Linked DNA regions of Homo sapiens: region 2 is linked to region 1. The links are chromatin contacts, found by Hi-C or POLR2A ChIA-PET in ENCODE. All regions are on one chromosome and are shown on one strand. The core of a region is the stretch at or near the end of the contact, and the rest is flanking DNA. Distances in the headings are between cores, read along the strand shown. Region 1 holds the start of MBNL1 (muscleblind like splicing regulator 1). Region 2 holds the start of ARHGEF26 (Rho guanine nucleotide exchange factor 26).

Region 1 (5,653 bases), core at 1,724-4,223:
AATTTCCATAGTTTGAAATGTGGTTAGGATGCTACTGGCAGTTGAAAGCTGACAACATGATTGAATAGTTTTAACATGATCTGGTGTTTGTTACAGTGCTTTAAAATTTTAAATATTATCATTCATGTTATAATGTTATCCAGTGATAGTCAATTAGGCCAAATCAGTGGTAATTTAGTGTTATATCACAATTTATTTGGACTCGAGTTATAGATTGACCATTGCTTTGTGAGTTTTCTTAGCCATTCTGTTTTTCTGTATCTAATGTAAAATAACATTTTTTCTCCTTTTTTATTTACCAGGATGGTTATTCTACTGTTTCTAACATTAAAGGATCATCCTTGTATTTCTTTGTATTCTGTCATGGAGTAAAAAACATGTCTCATCTCAGTTTCCATTTCTCTTTTGCTCCCAGAAGTCCCCCCTCCTCCAGTGTTGAAGTAGAAATATAATTTCCCCTTTTGCACCATAAGCAGGTTCAAAAGTCCTGTGTTTCACCATGTTGCTCCAAACAGCAAATTTTCTAACCCACATGAAAAAAGAACACTACAGTTCTAACTTGGAATTCTACAAGGGTTTGAGAACAATTGAAAATAAATTTCTACCACTAGGATTAGTCCTTAGTGGTTCGCAGGCATTCTAAGCAGAGGGGCATGGAAGCTAGCTAGGGCACCAACCTGCTAGCAGATGCAAAGTTTGCTCTACTAAGAAGTTAGGCCTTTAATATCACAGACAATGGGAGGCAAAATGAAGACATAAAAAGGCAAGTAGCAAGCAATTCAGTAGGCTAAGCCAGGGATTTGAGAGTCTCCCAAGGCTCCTCCCTTCCTCATTCCCTGCATGAGTCATTTTTCCAGTCTGTCCACACCCATTCACCCCTCCATCCCACACTCTCATTCACCCTCCAAGCTGCCGTCACAGGAACTTTCTGCAATACAAGTCCAGACTCCATCTCTGGCCCTTGCTGCCTAAACTTTCCTAGTTCATTAGTTTTGGCAGTAAAGTTGAGACTCGTTAGATCAACACAGACCTACTTTTAGTGTCATCTCCTGCCACTCTCCTGTACTACCCTACCCTCGCTTCTCACAGAAAGGCTGAGAAGGCTGGCAGACCCCTTGTATATACCCTGCTCCTTTCGTTTTCTTTGAGACAGGGTCTTTTAATGTCACCCAGGCTGGTCTCAAACTCCTGGCCTCAATCCTCCCTCCATGGCCTCCCAAAGTGCTGGGATTACAGGTGTGAGCCATGCCATCCAGCCTGCCCTGCTCTTTTCTCTTCTCCACCTGGACTCTACTCCCTTTTGATCTTGCCAACTTCTACACACCTTTCAAGGCACCAGTTAAATGTAAATCCTCCAGGAACCCTTCCTTTGCCATCCTCAGAGCCCTCATTGGATTGCTTCCCACATACAGCACTTATCCCTTATGCAGAATTAATCGGTTTGTCTCTCACCTACTAGAGGCGTTATCCTTGAGTGTAGGGACTGTCTTATCCATTCTTGCATCACTGGCATAGTAGGCACTAAATGTAGTTGCTGAATGCTTAATAAGAGGAATGGAAGTCTTCGTAGCTTGGGGTAGATACTAATGGGCAGATAGAAAGTTCCCATCCCTGTTCTCTGAGAAAGTGTCAGTGTTCTTTTAGTTTGCTTAAACTGTGTGGGTACTTGAGTCCTTTTAAACGATTAACGCTGGGAAGAGGCACCATTTAATTAATTAATTTGTTCTGGAAGGGATCAGTGTACAATTTTAACTCAGTGCTTTGTGGATCTAGCTAAAGGTCAAGAACTAAAGTCGGCTATTAGTGCCTCTGGAAGATATTTCTGCACTTTAGCACCTTTCTGATGTTTTTCCTTCACCTCGAGCTGGCCTCACTCTCTTCAACAAAACCGAACCTGCAGGAAGAATGTTGTACCATATCCAGCATTTTTGTCCCAACAAACATGGGACAAACGTTTTTCACTAGAATCATCCTTGAACAAGTTATCCGAATTCCTTACATTCAAAGGAAATCCTGCCCCCAGTCTCCAAAACTTCATCACATCACAGACGTTCAGGATTCTTTCCATTCAAAGCAAAGCCAAGTTACATCTTATAGCACCCAGTGAATTATGATATGGGGCTGCGGTTTATTTGCTCTGGCGACAATATGGCTTACTTGCCGTGGAATATCCCGGTATTTCAGAAGTAACATATTATTTTTAAAGAGGGAGCTTTGCTTTCTCTAAATCACATGGTGCAAAGTTGGGAATACAGTGGCCTGTAAATTACAAATATTATTTACAAACTAGAAGGAAAGCTGACATGTGTTTGTGCCTGTGTGACAGTTTCACTAAGGAATTCCAAAACTGTGGATAGCCTGTTACTTGAGAAAAATACACGGTGGCAGTCTTGCAGATGTTTTTCCCGCCTGTTAGCCCTCCAGGTTCAAAAACTGTTTGGTGCATTTTAAGGCGGCAGTCTCACCAGATCGCAGGATTCTAGTCTAATTGGCTTCTAACCTTCAATCTAACCTTGCCGGCTTCCTTGCAAAGCCCGGTGCAAGGGCCTCTTTCAAAATGAACCCACTGGTGTGCCTAGCAGTCGGTAGAAGAAGCGGGAGGGCGTCCGGTCTGCACGCCCGCCGCGAGGTTACAATGCTGAACGCATGAGATGGAAGATACCAACGGGAGGCCGAGGGGATCCACGGCGCCCGCGCGGGCTCCGGCTTCCTCCTGCTCTCGGCGCCGCTGGGCGACCGCCCATGACCCGCTCTTGCGGGCTCTGTCCGGTTGACAGGCGACCCTGTGGCCCGGGGAAGCGCGGGAGGGCGCCGGCGGAAAGTTGAAGAGCGTTTTTCTCGCCGCCGCGTGCATTAGGAGCTCGACGAGTCCGCCCTGGGCTTCCTGGTGGGGCTGGGCGGGCGGGGGAGGGGCCGCGCAGCAGCAGCGGAAGCCAGACCTCGGCGATAAGAGGCTGCACAGCGACATGCAACAGTCTTTTCACTGCAGCTGAATGAGTTGTGGCGCCCACAATGCTCCCATGACAAGGAGCTGACAAGTTCCATTTTCCGTCGCGGGCATCTTGGAATCATGACTCCCACAATGCCTTGGGCACTTGGTCGACAGTGGGGCCGCCTCTGAAAAAAAAATGTGAGAGGTAAGTTTCCATTTTCACAGTTTCCCCGCGCCGCTTCATTGTTCGGACTCCGGCGGGTCTGCCCGTGGCTGAAGGAGGAAGTGCGAGGAGGTGCTCGCCGGCCGCGGTTCTCCCGGGCAGGGGCGGGCCGCTCGCGGTAGTTGGTTTCGCGTCCCTCAGCACCTCCTGCCCGGGGGAAGGCGGGAGGGTGAGCCGCAGCCGCTCCTGCGCCCTTCCCTGCCGCGGGCTCTGCGGACGCTGTCACGGCACAGCCCGCGCACGGCTTGGCAGCCCAGCGGGACCCAGGGAGAAACAGGGGGGCGAGAAGAGAAACAGGTGCGTGCAAGTGTACTCACAACTTAATGACCTTTGTCGGGGGAAGGTGTGAGTCCCTCTGAGTCGAGCGGCGCGCGGGTCTTCCCGGCGGCTCCCGCATCCCTGGCCCCGGGGCTGCCATCCCGCCCGGTTTTCATCTGGGCCAAATATGTGCACGCAAAGGTTAATTCTCTGCTTGCTACCCATAAATTACGCATGACATGTTTAGCTGGGCTGCCTTATATGGAGAGTGCTGTATTTCAGGCCAGTTTGCCTTTTGCCAAGTTTACAGGGCGGAAGACGCCCTGTAGGAGAGGGCTGCCTCCTCCTTTTCTTCTTCTTCTTTTTTTTTTCATCGTTTTGTAGTGCGTCACTCAAAAACTGTAAGAAAAGTAAGTATAGAAGCTCTTTGGGTGGAGCCGCAGTTGGTTGAATTGCTTTCATGAAAGGTTGAAAAGAATGAAAAGTAGTTAGTACTTGGGTTCTGGTTTTTAGACAAAAGCAGGACAAATATGTAGCCACCCCCCAACTTTTTTTTTTTTTTTTAAACGGAGCCGGAATCTGTTATTGGTAGTAATGTGTCATGTGAGAATACTTTGATTCCAGAGCCTGTAACACGAGCAGGTATATGGTGGCGCTTATGCCTTCCCCTCGCACAGCACTTTACAACTACAGGGGTGTTGCTGCCAGAGTAATATTGTATTCTTAAGGCTCTCTGGGGCCGGGAGAGTATGCGGCTGTTGGGATTCTGGGGTGTATTTCCGTGGAGTATGTCTCCCCAGGATTAAAGTTAAGAAGCTGCCGGAAAGGTTGTTGCCGCTGACTTCACTTTGTGTGCCCACCAGCACAGGCACAAGTCATAGCAGATGGATGGCAAACTCTGCCATATACTCTGAGGAGTTTCTTAAATTAATACGCTAGGAGAGAAGTCATAATTAATGCTTTTAGACTTTCGAGCCCTCTGCAGCGTGCTTTGAAATACTACACCGGTGGACACTATGTCCCTTCCTCCTGGGTTTGAACACAGTGTCTGTTTATACACAGAGGGTGTTTAGTACCTAAGTATTCTATACCAGCACAAGAGAGCCACTCCACAGTTATCTCTCTGTGTGGATTCCTAAGTGTGTTGGTGTTTCTCCTTGCTGTTGAGATAAAATATTATCACCCAGAGAGAAAATGAAAGTTCAACGACTGTAAAATTTATCCCAGGAATGTGCAGTTCAATACTTAGAATGTCTTAGATGTAGTTATAGATAGAGGCACTGAATAAGTTATTTTGTAGCCTGAGAATGCACATCGCTGTCACTTGTATCTTGCTTTCTTAAAGTTGGTGACAACTAAGGCTAAACTTCTTTAGAAAACCTAATGTTCTAGTTTTTATCTGTTTTGTGTATTTGCATGGGAGTTACTTTATTATTATTATTATATTGTTAGGTCTTCTTTGAAAATGTAGGCATAGCTTTTTTAGTCTTATTTGTTTAATGGGGGGTTTCCTTGCTGAAGACTACAAAAGTTGCCTTTTGTGTTTTAAGGAACAGGTTGGGTCAGCAACAGAAAACCTGTTCATCTATAATTATAGTGTCACTTAAGACATAATAATCAGATTTCATTATTACTAAGAGACTCAGAAAAACCTCACATATGCCTAGTTTAATTTTTTTCCTTATGTAACTGTGAACAAATTTGTGTGTAGATACACATCAAGTGTGGTACTCTGCGCAGTCATGCCAAAGAGAAACTGAAGTGTTATATGGTTTGAGATATTATTGCTTGTGTTTACATTTCCACATTTGAGGCAAAGTTAGACTCCAAGTTGAATTCATTAAATTTTGATTCCAACATTCTGTTCTTCCTTTGGGCACAGAATTCCTATGAAATGAAACACTGGGTTTTGTTCCAGAACAAGAACAGACTAACCCAAAATTTCTCCTGGGGGAAAAAAAAAGAGTAAAATTATATTTCTCATTGAAAATTGTATTTCTCATTGAGGAAGGGTGTGTTACTTTATTATATAAAATGCCTTATCTTCATTATAAGAAAAAAATGCCCTTGCATTTGTCACTGTTGCCATACATTAGGCCTGTATTTGATAGATCTATATGGAAACAGAGAATAAATAATCTTGCTGCACCTTCTGGCTTTCTGCTTGGTGATAGATGTGCGGATTAGAGAACATCTCAGGTCTTGGTTAGGAGAAGCTGAAAAGAATAGGTGATTGGGTT
Region 2 (6,269 bases), core at 2,424-4,923, 1.9 Mb after region 1:
TATCAGTTCTCCAGCCATCCCTCCATGTTTTTGCTTATCCTGGGAAATCTTTCTGTGACATCATTGTCCGCTTCTCCACCTTGCAATACTTTATCTACCCTTCTGGGCCAGTTTTATCCAGACTCCTTCACAAAGGTTTCCATAGAACAGAGAGCTTACTATGCATCTTACACAGTTTGGGTGTCTTTTATTTTAATGTTTCAGTCATGTTTCATGAGCCAAACTGTAAGGTTCAGGAATGTTTGTCTTAATGCTTGGCACTTGAATGCACCCAATAAATAGTTGTTGAATGTATAAATAAACAAAAGGTACACGGGATGGGAAATACTGGAAAATTGGACATATATTGTAATAAGACTAGCTAACAATTTGCATTTAAAAATTAGCCAAATTATTGTGCTTGGGACACAAAATTTGTGACCAATGTGAATTTGTTTAGTAAATGTAGCCATATATATCTTGCGTTGTACCATTGAATATTCTAATAGTTCAATATACCATTGGAATATACCAGCGGAAAATATCATTACAAATAGTTTGACATACTGTATTTCTTCAATTTTAAGAATAATTTGGTACCACATTTTAATTTCTTTGAAACTGGGATGTGTCTTACTATCAAATAAACATCCAGTGGCCAGGTGATAGTGATGATATAGTTGGCATTGCCTATTTTTGAACATGGGCATAAATGAATTGTTATCATTTCTACTAAATTCTATGAAATTTAGTCCTGTTGTGTCAAAGCCATATGCCAAGAAACATAGTTGAAGGCAGGAGAAATTACCAGATATGACAGATTAGGTGAAAGAAATTCTAAAGCAAAGAGAGGTTGATATAACCAATTCATGTATCATGCAGGACTATGGTTAAGGCATGAAACTACCATTTGTGAGAAACTTTCTCCTGGCCATTAATAGAGAAGCTGCATAGCTTGTAGTGACATACAATTCAGTTGAACAAGAAAACTATGTGTTTAGTCAAATGGGATAGTGCCAGCATCACAACTGCAGAATGAGTGTCATTGTCTAGGAGGCAAATCCCAGAAACAAGATTGGAACATCCTTTTAAGAAATGGTGCACTATCAACAATATTGTGTGGAAAAACACACATGAATGCTTTTCATGAAAAGGTATTCAGAAGAATCAGGCTCAATGTTCGGGACTTTGGTAAATTCATTTTGCTTATATTTTCCTTTCCTACATACACACAGTACTAAGCAAATCTATGTATAAGTGTCTAAAAGCACTAAGTATAAAGTAAAAATTCGATATGACATAACATATTGTCATAGTTTTATTAGCAGCTCTTTTCCTTTCTTTTGAGTGGAACATATAATTGAAGATAGGTTAGATTTGAATAGATAACAATAAATTGAATAGGCACTAGGTCTGTGAGTTTGTAAACTTCCCTCAGTGAAGGACCAGAGCTTGGTGTTTTGTTGTTGTTTTGGTAGGTATTTTGTTGTCTGTTGGAAATGAGGTAAGAAGATCCTATGAAGTCGTCACAAATATTGGTTATACTTGTTTGTAGAAGCAACATAATTTCAAGAAAAGCCACCTTCTCACATCACCTTTTACAGCTTCTTAACATAGGTCACAGGTTGCATTTTGAATTAGGTGAATACTCCATTTGTCAGTCGGTAACCACTTCTGAAATTAATTTATTATATTTCCCCAATATAACAGCAATACATGTTGGTATAGAAAACACCTTATATTAAAAAAAAAGTCTATGTACCTACATGTGAGTATGTAATCAGCCATGTCTTCCACCCAATGTGGAAAATTTCTTTCTTAAAAATTTTCTTAGGCCAGGAGCGGTGGCTCACACCTGCAATTCCCAGCACTTTGGGAGGCCAAGGTGGGTGGATCACCTGAAATTGGGAGTTCGAGACCACCCTGACCAACATGGAGAAACCCTGTCTCTACTAAAAATACAAAATTAGCCGCGCGTGGTGGTACATGCCTGTAATCCCAGCTACTCGGGAGGCTGAGGCAGGAGAATTGCTTGAACCCTGAAGGCGGAGGTTGCGGTGAGCCGAGATCGCATCATTGGACTCCAGCCTGGGCAACAAGAGCAAAACTCCGTCTAAAAAAAAAAAAGTTTCTTATACATTTTTCGATGCCGTTTCTTTTTTTCTTTGTTTATGAAAATGTCTCAGATCAAAGTAATATATCTTCATTGTCCAGGATATTTCGTTAAGTATAGAAAAATATAAAGCAGCATGAAACATACTATCCTTCATCTCACCACCCAGAGATCACATCTTAATATTTTTGGCCATTGCATTCAATCTAGGGCAAAAACAGGCAGCATAACTTGCACACAGTGGATGCTCACTGCATCCCTGCTGAATGCATGAATGCAGAAAGAGAACTTGGAGAAGGGCCCATTTGTCTTGCTAATAGAATCAATTATACAGCTCTTATGGTCTAAAATTATTTGTCTTCTCAAGTTTGCCTCATTATTGTCACACAGCAGGAGCCTGGCCAAGACACAGCCATCTTTCTACTATTTGACAACCAAGCACTTTGGAAGGAATGGTCACTGTTTTCACTTCATTCCTGTCATTCATTCTCTCACTCATTAAATAAATATTAAGTGCCCACCATGTGCCGGAAATACGGAGAAGAAAAAAAAACATGACCCCTGCCCTCATGCAAATTACTGTGTAAAGACAAAAGACAATAAACATAAACACATAAATATATATATATACAAAATTTTATAAGTGCAAAAATAGAAGAGAACAAGTGGCTGGGAAAATAAACGGGGCAATGGTATAATTAAGGAGGGGACAGGGAAGGCCTTTCTGACGCAGTGACAAGTCGGGTCAAGAAGGAACGAAAGGGAAGGTTATGAGGCTGTCAAACTTTGAGTGTGGCCAAAAAAATAATGAAGAAAGTGATGGAGGAAAGACTAGGCTGAAGAAGTAGGGCAGTAGTGAAGTGTCTTGTAAGCCATGCTAAGGATTTTGAGTTTTATTCTATGTACTGTTGGAAACCAATACTTTTTTTGTAGTGTAAATTGAGCTTATTTTTCACAGATAGGTTTCAAGATGCAAAGCATACAAGGACCAAAAATAATTATATGAAAACTCTCCCTCCCTCCGGTTTCCTAGCCACCCAGTTTCCCTCTTCAGAGCTGCCAGTCTTTCCTACGGAAAGACTCTAGGCACAAACAAGCCCATCTATCTGTTTATATTATAATGCATTTTCAGCACTGGGACGAGCCCATCTGATTTAAGACCACCTGAATGCTGAGAGGGCATGACTCTGCGTTAGAACTCTGCGCTACTGCCCACGCATCTCACAAAGTCTACTACGCCGCGCGTTCTCGGTTTCAACGCACCTCCAGGATTCAGGGCTTCCTAAGCTGCAATTCAGCAGGGCTCCCTTGCTTGTTCTCACTCTGTGCCCCCGGCAACGACCCCGCGCGCCTACACTCCCGTGCCGCCTCAGCTACTAGTCCGCAACTTCTAGCCCCAAAACGCTGGAGCTCAGAACCCAGCTCAGGTGCGCTCGTCGGTTTCCCAGGGAGACTGGGGCTGATTGTAGGCACGCGGGGGCGGGAAGACAGCTTCTTGCTTCTGGCTGCGATGGAGGCGGATCTGGGCGGGGCCGAAACGGGGGCGGGGCCAAGTGTGGGGGCGTAGTCAGGCGTGGGGGCGGGCCGGCGCCGGCGCCGCGGTCGGCGGCAGCGCTCTCCTAAGCTCTCGCGGCTGCGCTTCGGTCCCGGACCCGGGCCACCCACGGGGTAGTGGGTGCTCCTCGGCCCCGGACATTGCAAGCCCCAGAAGGTAAATTTGCGTGGGAGCCGCGCACCTGGAGCGCGAGGGTACCCATGATGAGGGCGGGAGGCTGGATGGCGACAGAAGGGAGCGTCCCGCGGCGAGTTTCCCAAGAAAGCTGAACTCGTCCCAAGTTTCTTGTGCCTCGGCTTGCACTCAGTGAATGGGTGGCGGGCTCATTTGCTGCGGGTGGTCTTTTGGCGCGGGAGGGACGCGGAGGTGATTGGATTAATCCGCCTGGGCGGCAGCCCAGATTTCTGCCGGGAACCGCGCACCGCAGTGGTGCAGTTTTTGCCCGAGAAAGGGCGGGTAAGTGCGGTGCAGTCGTGTCCTGCGCAGCAGCAGGGGGACCGCCGGTCTGGGAGCACGCGAGTCGGCCAGGCGTCCCCGGTTGTCCAGAGGCACAGTTTCCTAACTTCTTTCCTCTTTAGGCAAGACTAACTCGGTGTTGCTCCTCCCGGCGCTGACTTCGAGGCCCGGCTATGGACGGCGAGAGCGAGGTGGATTTTTCTAGCAACAGCATAACCCCTTTGTGGCGGAGGCGGTCGATTCCTCAGCCCCACCAGGTTCTGGGCCGGAGCAAGCCGAGGCCCCAGTCCTACCAGAGCCCCAACGGGTTACTAATTACGGATTTCCCGGTGGAGGACGGAGGGACGCTCCTCGCAGCGCAGATTCCCGCCCAGGTGCCCACCGCCTCGGACAGCAGGACGGTACATAGGAGCCCCCTGCTTCTGGGCGCCCAGCGGAGAGCGGTGGCCAATGGTGGGACGGCATCCCCGGAGTACAGGGCTGCCTCTCCTCGACTTCGACGGCCCAAGTCACCCAAGCTCCCCAAAGCGGTGCCTGGCGGCTCCCCGAAATCCCCAGCAAATGGCGCGGTGACCTTGCCTGCGCCGCCGCCGCCGCCGGTTCTGCGCCCCCCGCGGACTCCTAACGCGCCCGCCCCCTGCACCCCCGAGGAGGACCTTACTGGGTTGACTGCCAGCCCGGTGCCTTCGCCCACTGCAAATGGCCTTGCCGCTAATAACGACTCTCCTGGGTCAGGTTCGCAGTCCGGCCGGAAGGCAAAGGACCCCGAACGGGGGCTCTTTCCTGGGCCCCAGAAAAGTTCTTCGGAACAAAAACTCCCCCTCCAAAGGCTGCCCTCCCAGGAGAACGAGCTCCTCGAGAATCCTTCCGTGGTTTTGAGTACAAACAGCCCCGCCGCCCTCAAAGTGGGGAAGCAGCAGATCATTCCGAAGAGTCTGGCCTCGGAAATTAAAATAAGTAAATCCAACAATCAAAATGTGGAGCCCCACAAGAGACTCCTCAAGGTGCGCAGCATGGTGGAGGGCCTAGGAGGACCCCTGGGTCACGCAGGGGAGGAGAGTGAGGTCGATAACGACGTGGATAGCCCAGGGTCTCTGCGGAGAGGCTTGCGGTCCACGTCTTATCGCAGGGCAGTGGTCAGTGGCTTTGATTTTGACAGTCCTACCAGCTCGAAGAAGAAGAACAGAATGTCCCAGCCTGTTCTGAAAGTGGTGATGGAAGACAAGGAGAAGTTTTCCAGTCTGGGAAGGATAAAGGTAAAAGTGGGCAGGAGTGTGGCACGCCATTCACTAAGCGGAAAGTAAATGTGTTGGGAGTGGGGAGGAGGAGCGTAGAGGAAACCCGAAGAAGTCATTCCGTTTTAATTCTGTGTTTTGCTCTTGATTGCTAGTGTACATCCAGCTCTTGGCCACTTTGATGCTGGCAGGCACAGCCGAGTTTAGTGCAACTTTGTGGGAAGAAGTGAAATTCATCACTTTTAAATTTCTAAGCTCAGGCAGAATTGGGGGGGACAAGAGTGAAATATGGCAGATTATTGGCTGAGTGAGTCTTTACCACTTTTAAAAGAGATAGCTGAAAGGGGGAGGAGCATGTTCAGAACCGCACTCTGCAGTCAAGTTGTCTGGAGTTTGCTTAGAGGTTTCAGTCAATGATAGCTGTTATCACAGCTGATTCAGAAAAATACTGATTCCTGTTTGAGCCTGTTGATTATTTTTTGCTTTTACTTACTGAATTTTGAGTGGTTACTACGCACTTGATGTCATTCAGGTAGAATGTGAATTTGAAAATCAGTTGCCAGGATCACAAAAGACATAAATATTTTGTCATCTTTTTTGTTGCTTGTTTTTGTCACCGTGGCCTTTGGTTGTGTTTTATTCCCGTTGTATGCCCATTCATCCTTGAGTGCATGTAACAGATTGGCAGCTGAAAACTTAAGGTTAGGGTGGACACTGTGTGGTATTGCTCCCCTATATTGTCCCATTAGCTGCACTTATTAAAATATTGTCAAATATGACATAAAGAAACAGGGAAAACTGAAGAGGGGTATTTTGGAGTGTGTGCTTCCTTCCACAGAAACAACACAGGTTTCAGCAATAAGGCAGATTCTTTTTGGCAGCCACATTTTTTCTTGGTTAATCAGAGCACTGGAACCAGTCTATATAAATG

The links. Hi-C counts contacts between places; a loop is a spot of excess contacts on that map. ChIA-PET counts read pairs that join two places held with the same protein, here RNA polymerase II (POLR2A). Pooled maps may share reads with other maps.
Region 2: a map of prostate gland shows a loop between it and region 1 (7-fold over the local background). The contact joins the promoter of ARHGEF26 here to the promoter of MBNL1 in region 1. A Hi-C loop is called at or near these places in 1 of 168 maps with a recorded cell type or tissue (prostate gland) and 2 of 50 pooled maps. POLR2A ChIA-PET finds 5 or more read pairs at or near these places in 2 of 52 experiments (Caco-2 and H1).

What each region holds. Positions count from the first base shown.
Region 1 is chr3:152,265,956-152,271,608 of GRCh38, forward strand. MBNL1 (muscleblind like splicing regulator 1) reads left to right here and starts at 2,974. Exons shown (of 10, transcript NM_021038.5): 1 at 2,974-3,137. MBNL1-AS1 (MBNL1 antisense RNA 1) reads right to left here and starts at 3,671. Exons shown (of 2, transcript NR_027038.1): 1 at 3,473-3,671; 2 at 1-3,117. RefSeq lists enhancers at 2,177-3,019, 2,462-2,561, 3,020-3,861 and silencers at 2,752-2,811, 2,862-2,911, 3,312-3,421.
Region 2 is chr3:154,117,717-154,123,985 of GRCh38, forward strand. ARHGEF26 (Rho guanine nucleotide exchange factor 26) reads left to right here and starts at 3,674. Exons shown (of 15, transcript NM_015595.4): 1 at 3,674-3,803; 2 at 4,226-5,359. The coding sequence starts at 4,277. It overlaps ARHGEF26-AS1 (ARHGEF26 antisense RNA 1), which reads right to left and starts at 3,494. Exons shown (of 4, transcript NR_037901.1): 1 at 3,356-3,494.